2 separate regions of the Homo sapiens genome follow, and region 2 is linked to region 1. Evidence: read pairs that join two places in POLR2A ChIA-PET (ENCODE). Cell type or tissue: CD4-positive, alpha-beta T cell. All regions are shown on one strand. Each heading gives the region's core, and the rest is flanking DNA. Links, peaks and the distances in the headings are about the cores only. Region 1 has its middle 34 kb from the start of IL7R. Region 2 overlaps SPEF2 (sperm flagellar 2).

The links. ChIA-PET counts read pairs that join two places held together with the same protein. Peaks named below come from ENCODE experiments on the same cell type or tissue, not always from the same donor. Only the 100,000 strongest peaks of a DNase experiment are listed, where the experiment ranks them.
Region 2: POLR2A ChIA-PET joins it to region 1 with 5 read pairs; 3 of 35 experiments call an interaction of 5 or more read pairs at or near these places.

What each region holds. Positions count from the first base shown.
Region 1 is chr5:35,820,446-35,825,821 of GRCh38, forward strand. No RefSeq gene overlaps it. Among named protein-coding and RNA genes, the nearest start is that of IL7R, 34 kb to the right of the region's middle. In CD4-positive, alpha-beta T cell, for the core only: no CTCF peak of the experiment used is centred there; DNase peaks (open chromatin) are centred at 2,316 and 3,096; H3K4me3 peaks cover 348 bases; H3K27ac peaks cover 4,813 bases.
Region 2 is chr5:35,742,453-35,747,828 of GRCh38, forward strand. The region is part of intron 23 of SPEF2 (sperm flagellar 2); the gene reads left to right. Among named protein-coding and RNA genes, the nearest start is that of IL7R, 110 kb to the right of the region's middle. In CD4-positive, alpha-beta T cell, for the core only: no CTCF peak of the experiment used is centred there; no DNase peak of the experiment used is centred there.

The DNA of each region.
Region 1 (5,376 bases), core at 218-5,217:
TTCACTGTGGCAGGGAAGTTGACAGCCATGGCAGGAGCCCAGTCCTTTACCTCTTTGTCCTGCTCCTCCAGAAATTTCATCTCTACTGAATCAGTTGCTCAGCTCTGCTACCCAAACTTCTATCTCCCCAGTGGACCCTTTCAGCTTATCCTTTATCATGTGTGGTTCTCTCACTTCTCTAGAACACTTTGACTAGGCTTATCACACTGTGAGTATCCCAAATTTCCTTGCACTGGAACTCCAGGCCTCGGAGCCCAAAACCATACCCAGCCACTTAGTTGCTGTCCTATCCAGGCCAGTCTATGGTTCCCTAACAGACGATTAAAGTGGGAGAAGAGGGGATACCGACATCAGATGTGGCATTTGACTGGATGACCTTCTAGCCCCCTCCATTTCTGAGGCTCTACAGGAAAAGCTCCTCCTCCTAACTTCCCATTCTATATTAATGGCAACATCTGTGGTTCTTCTGGTCTCCCATACTCAAAACTTCAGAGCTGTCCTTGCTTCCTCATTCTCTCTCTCCCGTCATACCCAAGTTTTACTGGTTACTCTTTGTAAATATTTCTCACAATTTTCCTCTCCTTTGGGTTCCCACGGTCACTACTGTATTTCAAAAGCTCTCAAAATATTTTTTCTAGACTTGAAATACTCCTCAGTTGACCCCCTCTGCTTTCTGTATCTTCTCCCCAATCCTCTAAATTTCTTTCCCAATACAGTCTCTACACTACTCTCAATGCAATATTCCTGAAACTCTGATTAAGCATGTCACATTTTTGCTTAAAAAACCTTCCTTCTGAGGCCAAGTATGGTGGCTCACACCTGTAATCCCAGTACTTTGGGAAGCCAAGGTGGGAGGATTGCCTGAGGTCAGGTGTTCGGGACCATCCTGCTCAACATAGTGAGATGCCATCTCTACAAAAAAATTAAAAACTAGCTGGATGTGGTGGCACGCACCTGTAATCTCAGCTACTAAGGAGGCTAAGGTGGGAGGATCACTTGAGCCCAGAAAATCAAGGCTGCAGTGAGATATGGTCATACCACTGCACTCTAGCTTTGGCGACAGAGCAAGACTCTGTCTCTACAAAAATATATATATATATATATTTTAGTTAGCTAGATGTGGTGGTGCAAGCCTTTAGTCCTAGCTACCCAGGAGGCTAAGGCAGGAGGATTGCTTGAGTGTGGGAGGTTGAGACTATGGTGAGTCAAACTGCACCACTCCACTCCAACCTGAGCAACAGAGTGAAACCTTGTCTCAGGAAAAACACACAAAAACCCTTCCTTCTGACCCCTCCCTACTAAATGAATTTTGGATTTCGTAGAATGTTATTCAGAACCTGACTCTAATCTATCTTTCAGTGCTTACTCATCTTTTTCTTACACTGAGCACCTAACCCAGCTTCACTCAGTATAGCTTCTGGCACTTGTATACTTAATAAATTTGGAACGAATTAATTAATGAAGAGGGAAGTCACCCACTAAAGGAAATTTTAGGAAGTGGAGACGAACTCTTTAGAGCAGAGATGTTTCTATAATCTTATATGTACCTTATGCTAGATCTATAGAGATAATTGAATTAATGTTTACAGGATTGTGTGTGTGTGCATGTGTGTGTGTGTGTGTGTGTGTGAATGAGTGTGTGGAGGTAGAAAGAGTGTCACTTTTCTTCTCCCCAGCTGGCCCCCTGTAGCTCAGGATAGATGAGACTAGGCACCATGAGGGTACATCTACTAGAGGCTGAAAAGCTCTAGTCTACTACATGAAAGCTAATGAGAACCACAAAGTCTATTATAATCAACTGCTTTTAGGACCTGGAGCCTGATCTAATCCTAAACAGGTCAGCCCTGCAGCTTGACATCCAGGCTGTCTCTACCCATTTCTTACTTAAACAAATGGTGTCCTAACTCTGCCTCAACACCATTTGCAAATTATTTTATCTCCTTTCATACATTACTGAATTTGACTTAATAACAAATTCATGTTGCCTGTTGGCATAGCTCCTACTGTCTCCAGTAGCTTTTCTGCCATGTTCTCTGGCAAAGACATAAGACTTAGCAGGGCATCCTCTATTAGTTACTAGATACATCGCTGAACATTCTTTTGAGCCAGGGACAAGAATATGCACAAGCACATTCACTCGCAGATCTTAGCATAAGGACTGGGTGAAATCTTGTTTTCAAGCTTGTTTCAAAACAAATCTGGAAAGAGATGCCACCAGAGTCTTGTGGCTGCAGTTCAAAGCCCCAAAGGGCCGCACTGGGCTCAAAGCAGCGCCTTGAGCACTCGAGCTCCAAACACATGCTGTTGTGTCTTTGCTCACTTCATACTAACCACACGGAGAAAATAGCGACAGCCTCACCTTGCTGTGCCCCCACAAACCTGGCTGAAACCACAACATCCTTCTCATATATGGCAGACTCCACCATGCGCTCCAGAGAGTGAGGCTCACTCTTCTCCCAACAGATTTCACGGTGAGCCCATTTCATGGTAATGTCCTTTTAAATTAAGGAGAGCTTTGCACCATGCTCCCTCCAAAAGCATCCAAGGGAATAGCATCCTCAATCGGAAAACATCATTTAGCTTTCTGATGCTTCAGGAGCCCTTTACAAATTATTTCGGAATTTAGCTACCCTTTATAAAGTTTGCCCATTGTGCCAGGTGCATGCTTGGCAAGTTCCTTTAAAATACTAAGATGCATATATTGCTGTTTTTTCTTTCAGAGGGCAATTTCCTCCAAGCTGATAAACATGTTTCTAAAGACTGCATTTTCCTAAGGAAGCTGGGAGAAGTAGCGAGCAATAATAAACACTTATTGGATATGTTGCATGTGCCAGCTACTATTCTAAGCACTTTGTAAGAATTAGATCATTTAATCCTCATGTATAGGGAACCTTAAAAGGTGAGTATATCACTAGCCTCGTTATGTAGAAAAGGGAGCTAAGGCATGAAGGGGTTAAGGAGCTCGCCTGATTCACAGCCAGCAAAAGGCTAGGATTCTCACCTAGGAAGGAATCTGTCTCCAGAGTCTTTGCCCTTAACCATCTGACTAGACTGCTTCTCTGTCACCTATGGGCCATGTACAGGCATCATGAGGTATGACCAGGCATGTAAAGTCCCCAAGAGCTTCTCTGAGCTAAGGACTGAGCCTCCTAACCCTCTGCATTTTGAGCATCTGCTCCCTACTACAGAACTTTGCATGGCCGGGCACAGTGGCTTACACCTGTAATCCCAGCAATTTGGGAGGCTGAGGCAGGTGGATTATTTGAGCTCAGGAGCTCAAGACCAGCCTGACCAACATGGTCAAACCCTGTCTCTATTAAAAATTCAAAAATACCCGGGCAGTAGTGGCGCATGCTTGTAATCCCAGCTACTCGGTAGGCTGAGGCAGGAGAACCACTTGAACCCAGAAGGCAGAGTTTGTGGTAAGCCAAGATCGAGCCACTGCACTCCAGTCTGGGTGACAGAGTGAGACACTGCCTCAAAAAAACTTTGCCACTGGGGCCTTAGCTTATGAAACCTGATTTTCTTGAGCTATGTACCTCTTTTGCAGCTACTTGGCTTTTGTCACCTGTGTTCCTAATGTCCCTATCCTCACTCCCTGATTCTGGTCTCATATTTCTGGTCACAGTATTCTTTTGTTTGACCATCTGACCTTGCCCTGGGTCATCCACTCACTGACTAGCCTCCCAGCTCAGCAAGAAGGGTCTAAACTCTTTGTCATTGTAGACACTTTAGACTGATGACAGCAGAACAGATGAGCCCCCAGAATACGCTCCTCCAAATCAGCCTCTCTGCTGCAGAGGGGTCATGATAAATTCAGGTTCCTCTGTAAGCCTAGTACCTGCTTGTAATGGCCCAACGGAGGAGCATGTGCTAGAACTGAATTTCTTCAACTGCATGATTATGAGACACGGGGACGTGGGCTGCAAACACAGATGATGAAGACTTAGCAGGCAATTAGAAAATATGTAGCAGGCTAGACTTTTCCACAAATGGCTTCTCAATCTATTTTTAAACCTTCCCACTTTAAAAAGTGAGCACGAGATAGATTTTGCTTTTCTTTTAATTCTTCTAGAAGAAAACAGAGCACAAGCACTATGATAAACAGCAATGGCTGGGTGCGGTGGTTCACACCTGTAATCCCAGCACTTTGGGAGGCCAAGGCAGGCGGATCACCTGAGGTCAGAAGTTTGAGACCAACCTGATCAACATGGAGAAACCCCGTTTCTACTAAAACTACAAAATTAGGCAGGCATGGTGGTGCATGCCTGTAATCCCAGCTATTCGAGTGGTTGCAGCAGGAGAATTGTTTGAACCTGGGAGGCAGAGGTTGCAGTGAGCCGAGATTGAGCCATTGCACTCCAGCCTGGGCAATGAGAGTGAAACTCCGTCTCGAAAAAAAACAAAAAACCAAACAAACAAACAAACAAAAAAATCAGAAATTGACCTTCATTTTCAGTGCTGGAGAGGCCACAGGGCATGGCAAGGGCTGTCACACATTAACTGGCTGCTACCAAATGTTACCGGGTAGTGCTGTGGGAAGCCAGAAACTCAGACATTTATGTAAAATCTCTTAAATTTTAAGTATTGACAACCAATTCAAATATTTCACAACACTATGTGGTCCAGCTTTGTGTAAATCAAATAAATACGTTCGTGGAGCTTGTATATATGGCCTGTGGCCTACCAATTTTTCAAGGTCAGATTCAAGCAAGTCAGAGAAGGTCTGGGCTTGGCAGTGAGGGCACAGGCTTCAAGTCAAGGCTTCACAGTTTAAAACTATCTGCCCAGGGCCACCACTAGCTCATTCAGGGCCCTTGGGTCTCCTCACAAGGCACTCTCTTGGAGGATAAATGATAAAAAGACATCCCTTCCTTCAGACTGATGTAGCACATGGCAGGGAACAACAGACTGGCTAACAAAGGTTAGCTTCCATTCTCCTCTCAGCTGGTTACATTATTGCAGAGCATAAGCCACCCGACCACATGCAGCTGCCTTAGGTGGCCCCAGCCAGCAAACCTGGACACTCAAACCATATGGGTGAAAAAATTTAAAAATCTGAGGAAGGAAGACAATCAGCAGCCAAGTTCTCCAGTTGTTGCTCTTCAATTCCGAGGCTGCCAGTCATTTGATCCCTGGGAGTCTAGGGGTGCACAGTTGGCAAAATCAGAGCTACAAGCCTCTTGACAGCCTGTTTTCCCATCACCTGCATCTCTGGCCCACGCTAGACACAGAAGGTTAGAAGTGAGATACTGCACAGATACGTGGGATGAAGTTGAGCCTTGAAGAAACCTATAAGTGGTAGAGTAGGACAGGCCCCAAGAATAAGCCTGCAAACACATTGCACAACCTGTTGATTCATTTGCCCACAATTCC
Region 2 (5,376 bases), core at 76-5,075, 78 kb before region 1:
GATTATGCAAATATCAGATTTGTATATTTTAAATTATACAAATATTTTAAATCTAAATTATTAGATTTATATCAAATATTAGATTCTTTTTTGTTAATCTTTGCCAATTTAATGGGTAAAAATATGAATATATTCCTATAATTTACATTTTTTCCTCAATTTACAATGGAAGTTGACCATTTTCTCCTAAGTTTAATGGTCATTTATTTTCCACCTCCTGAAACCTGTTTGTGATTTCTGCCCCTTTTTCTGCTGGAGCATGCTCTGTTCCTTACTGACTTCTAAGATCTTTGTATATGTTAAGGAAACAAGCCATCTGTTGATCATATAGTATATATATATTCCCAGTTTGATGTTTGAGATGAGTTTTAATATGCAGAAGGTTTTTAATGTTTATATTGATAAATAAGGAAATTTCCTTTATAGCTTTTTTTGTGATCAATTAAAAAATACTTCACCCCAAGATTATATAGAAATGTAACACAATTTTAAATAATTTTATAGTTCTTTATTTTACTTTTAAATATTTAAAGTATTATGTTACTTCAATAGGAATCTCATTTTATTTTTTTCAGAAAGTTAATCCAATGATGTGAGAAGACTCTAAAATATATTAACATAGACTTACATATAATATATACATATATATTATATGTGGATATTTAGCTACGTGGTTAGATATGGTGGACACACTCCCTTTTATTTTTCTTCACTTATTATTAGGCATGGAAGAATAGAAATAAATATAACTTCAAAAAGAAGTTAGAAAATAAAGCTGAGGAAAGGAGAAAGGAATTAATGAGGATAATTCTTAAAAACTTGGAATTAAATTTAAAATTTGGAAATAAAACATATTAAACTTAAAATTCAATCCAGGCAATAAAGGCAGAGAAACCTCTAGAAAGAATAGTCAAGGGAAGAAAAATAAACTTTGAGTAGAAATTTGGATATTAGAAAATATCCATGGATACTAGAAAACAACATACAAAATTTCTACTTGGAAGGTTCAGTAAGTTTTGGCCAAATCCACCTTATCAAAGATATGATAACATTTTTAGCAGTGGATCTTCAGCAACAGTATACAGTAGAGAAACTTCTGAAGTTAAGTTAAAAAAATAAATAAACCTGCCTTTGCTTCATGCCCTATGACCAAACTCATTAGATTTAGTATAAATCCTTGTATCACATTTATTTTTAAAAGGGTACAGGTAATTCTGATTGAAATAACCACTCTATTCCTTTTTTTTTTAACATTTTTATAGCTAGATGATCTTGTAAAAACTGGTGAAAGTAAGTGAAAAACTCCTGTGACTATTACATTTCTATCCATTTTCCTTGCTACAGTTTTTGATTTTCATCAGTTTTAAGGCAGCAACAGTAATAGCTAAATGCTGAGCATGCACTATGTTCTGGCACTGTCTTTTTCATCCCCACAACCACCCTCTGAGGCAGGCACTAGTAATACTCCCATTTTATAGATGAACAAATATGGTAAAGAAGCCAACATAGTAAGCAGTAGTGGGATTCTGTGCCCAAGTTGCCCTGTTCCTCATTATGGTATAAAATCTTTGCATCCTAAGTGCTTTTTGTCTTAAATTTGACTTCTACCTGATATCAATACCATAAACCTTGCTTTATTTTTAATTTGTATGTGGTCATATAAGTTTCCACACTGACCTTTTTGTGTCGTTTTGTTTTATGTATCTCTAGTAAGCACCACATAAGTTGAATGTGGGTTTTTACCCAGTGGAAAGTCTTTACAACTTTTGTAAGAATAGACATTTATAATGATTTAGTCTGCATGATCTTCTCAATTAATAGTTATGAATCTCTCTTAAATACGTCTCTGATTTTTCAGGAATACTTAGTAGTTCCCTAATTCTTGCTAAATAAAGTGTGAAAACCAGCAATGTCTCTGGGCAAGTGCATAACAAAACCTCATTGCTTTAATCCCTTTTTATCCCTGGTAATATTCCTTGTTCTTCAATTATTTCATTCCAATCCTATGAAGTTAATAGAGAGCTTCTGCTGTTGCATTGTTCTCATTTTGTCCATTACAAAACTGAGCCACAGACATGATGTTACTTGCAAAGGTTTCACACTGAGTCCGTGGGAGAAAAAGAACTAGAATCAAGGTCTCCAGAGCCCTGCTTTTGTGCTTTTTCCTCTGCTGTGTCCTCTCCTTTCTTTAAAAAATATATAAAGAGGAGAATCGCATGAACCCAGGAGGTGGAGGCCTCAGTGAGCCAAGATCACGCCACAGCACACTCCAGCCTGGGGGACAGAGGGAGACTCTGTCTAAAAAACAAACAAACAAACAAAAAAACTGGATCATCATGGCAGACAGGAGGCAGGACTAGATTGCAGCTCTGGACAGAGCAGTGTGTGGAGGCTTGCACTGTGAATTTTAGCTCCAGATCAACTGCAAGAACAAACCAGCAATCCCGAGAGGACTCACAGACCCTCTGAAGGAGGCTGACTGCTCCTGCGGGACCTGGGAGACACCCCAAATACTATGAGTGCCCTAGTGCGGCAGTGGGAAAGGGAGACCCTCCTCTCCTGAACACACCCCCACTGGAGAAACTGAAAGTCTGTTTCAGTTTCTAACTGATATATTCTAACTAACAGAAGAAGTTTCTAACCTTACCTGGAGCTGAGTCAATTTAGAGAGCTGAGCGAAATACAGGGGTAGAGGAAGTAGCAGAAAGGCACTGGGAGCTCGCTGGGTGCCCAAGCAGCCCATTCCTGCTGGGCATCACAGGGTTCCATTGGGAGGGTGGCCAGAGGAGCAGGGGGTAAAACTCCACAGGGAGAAGAAAATCTCTAGCTGAACCTTGTAACAATTTGAACTGGGCAAGAAGCCTCCCGGCCAGAGCTCGGGGGAGGGTGCACATCCGGTGTGCAGACTCCTCAGGTAGGGGAAGACCCAAGCCCTTTTCTTTCACAGCTCGGAGGTGGGTATCCTTGAACAAGTTCTCAAGCCCATCTCACCCACTGCCTGGAAACAGACTCGGGGCTGTTGGCAGAGGCCCGGTGGGAGTGAGACCGGCCCTTAGGTTTGCATGGGAGCTGCGTGAGGCTGTGACTGCCAGCTTTCCCCCACTTCCCTGCCTCAGCACCTACATGACTCAGCAGAGGCAGCCACAATCCTCCTAGGTGCATAACTCCAGTGACCTGGGAATCTCACCCCCAACCCCGACAGCAGCTGCAGCAAAACCCACCCAAGGAGAATCTGAGCTCAGACATGCTTAGCTCTGCCACACCTGATGGTCCTTTCCTACCCACCCTGGTAGTGGAAGACAAAGGGCATATAATCTTGGGAGTTCTAGGGCCCAGCCCACCGCTGGTCCCTCTCCACGCTACTACAGCTGATGCTCTCTGGAAAGCACCACCTCCTGGCAGGATGCCAACCAGCACAAAAATAGACCATTAAACCATCAAGGCTAAGAACTGTCATGGAGTCCATTGCACTCCCTCACCACCTCCACCAGAACAGGCACTGGTATCCATGGCTGGGAGACCCATAGACAATTCACATCACAGGACTCTGTGCAGACAACCCCCAGTACCAACCCGGAGCAGGGTAGACTTACTGGGTGGCTAAACCCAGAAGACAGACAACAATCACTGCAGTTTGGCTCACAGGAAGCCACATCCATAGGAAAAGCAGGAGAGTATTACATCAAGGGAACACCCTGTGGGACAAAAGAATCTGAACAAGAGCTTTCAGCCCTAGACCTTCCCTTTGCAGAGCCTACCCAAATGAGAAGGAACCAAAAAATCAGCCCTGGTAATATGACAAAACAAGGCTCTTTAACACCGTGAAAAAATCACACTAGTTCACCAGCAATGGATCCAAACCAAGAAATCCCTGATTTATCTGAAAAAGAATTCAGGAGGTTAGTTATTAAGCTAATCAGGGAGGCACCAGAGAAAGGCAAAGCCCAATGCAAGGAAATCCAAAAAATGATACAAGGAGTGAAGGGAGAAATATTCAAGGAAATAGATAGCTAAAAGAAAAAACAAACAAAAATTCAGGAAACTTTGTAGACACTTTTAGAAACCTGAAATGTTCTGGAAAGTCTCAGCAATAGAATTGAACAGGTAGAAGCAAGAAATTCAGAGCTGAAAGACAAGGTCCTCAAATTAACCCAATCCAACAAAGACAATGAAAAAAGAAAAAGAAAATATGAGCAAAGCCTCCAAGAAGTCTGGGATTATGTTAAATGACCAAACCGAACAATAATTGGTGTTCCTGAGGAAGAAGAGAATTATAAAAGCTTGGAAAACATATTTAGAGGAATAATTGAGGAAAACTTCCCCAGCCTCGCTAGAGACCTAAACATTCAAACACAAGAAGTACAAAGAACACCTGGGAAATTTATCACAAAAAAACATCACCTAGGCACATTGCCATCAGGTTATCCAAAGTTAAGACAAAGGAAAGAATTTTCAGAGCTGTGAGACAGAAGCACCAGGTAACTTATAAAGGAAAACCTATCAAATTAACAGCTGATTTCTCAGCAGAAACCCTAAAAGCTAGAAGGGATTAGGGCCCTATCTTCAGCCTCCTCAAACGAAACAATTATCAGCCAAGAATTTTCTATCAAGCAAAACTAAGCATCGTATATGAAGGAAAGACATAGTCTTTTTCAAACAAACAAATGCTGAGAGAATTTGCCATTACCAAGCCACCACTACAAGAAAAAGGAGCTCTAAATCTTGAAACAAATCCTGGAAACACATCAAAACAGAACCTCTTTAATGCATAAATCACACAGGACCTATTAAACAAAAATACAAGTTAAAAAAGCCAAAACAAACAAAAAAAACCAAAAGTACACAGGCAACAAAGAGCATGATGAATGCAATGGTACCTCACATTTCAATACTAACATTGAATGTAAATGGCCTAAAGGCTCCACTTAAAAGATACAGAACTGCAGAATGGATAAGAACTCACCAACCAACTATCTGCTGCTGTCAGGAGACTCACCTAACACATAAGGACTCACATAAACTTAAAGGGGTGGAAAAAGGCATTTCATGCAAATGGACACAAAAAGTGAGCAGGGTAGCTATTCTTATATCAGACAAAACCAACTTTAAAGCAACACCAGTTAAAAGAGACAAAGAGGGACATTATATAACGGTAAAAGGCCTTGTGCAACAGGAAAATATCACAATCCTAAACATATATGCACCTAACACTGGAGCTCCCAAATTTATAAAACAATCACTAACAGACCTAAGAAATGAGATACACAGCAACACAATAATAGTGGGGGACAACAATATTCTACTGACAGCATTAGACAGGTCATCAAGATAGAAAGTCAACAAGGAAACAATGGATTTAAACTATTGCTTGGAACA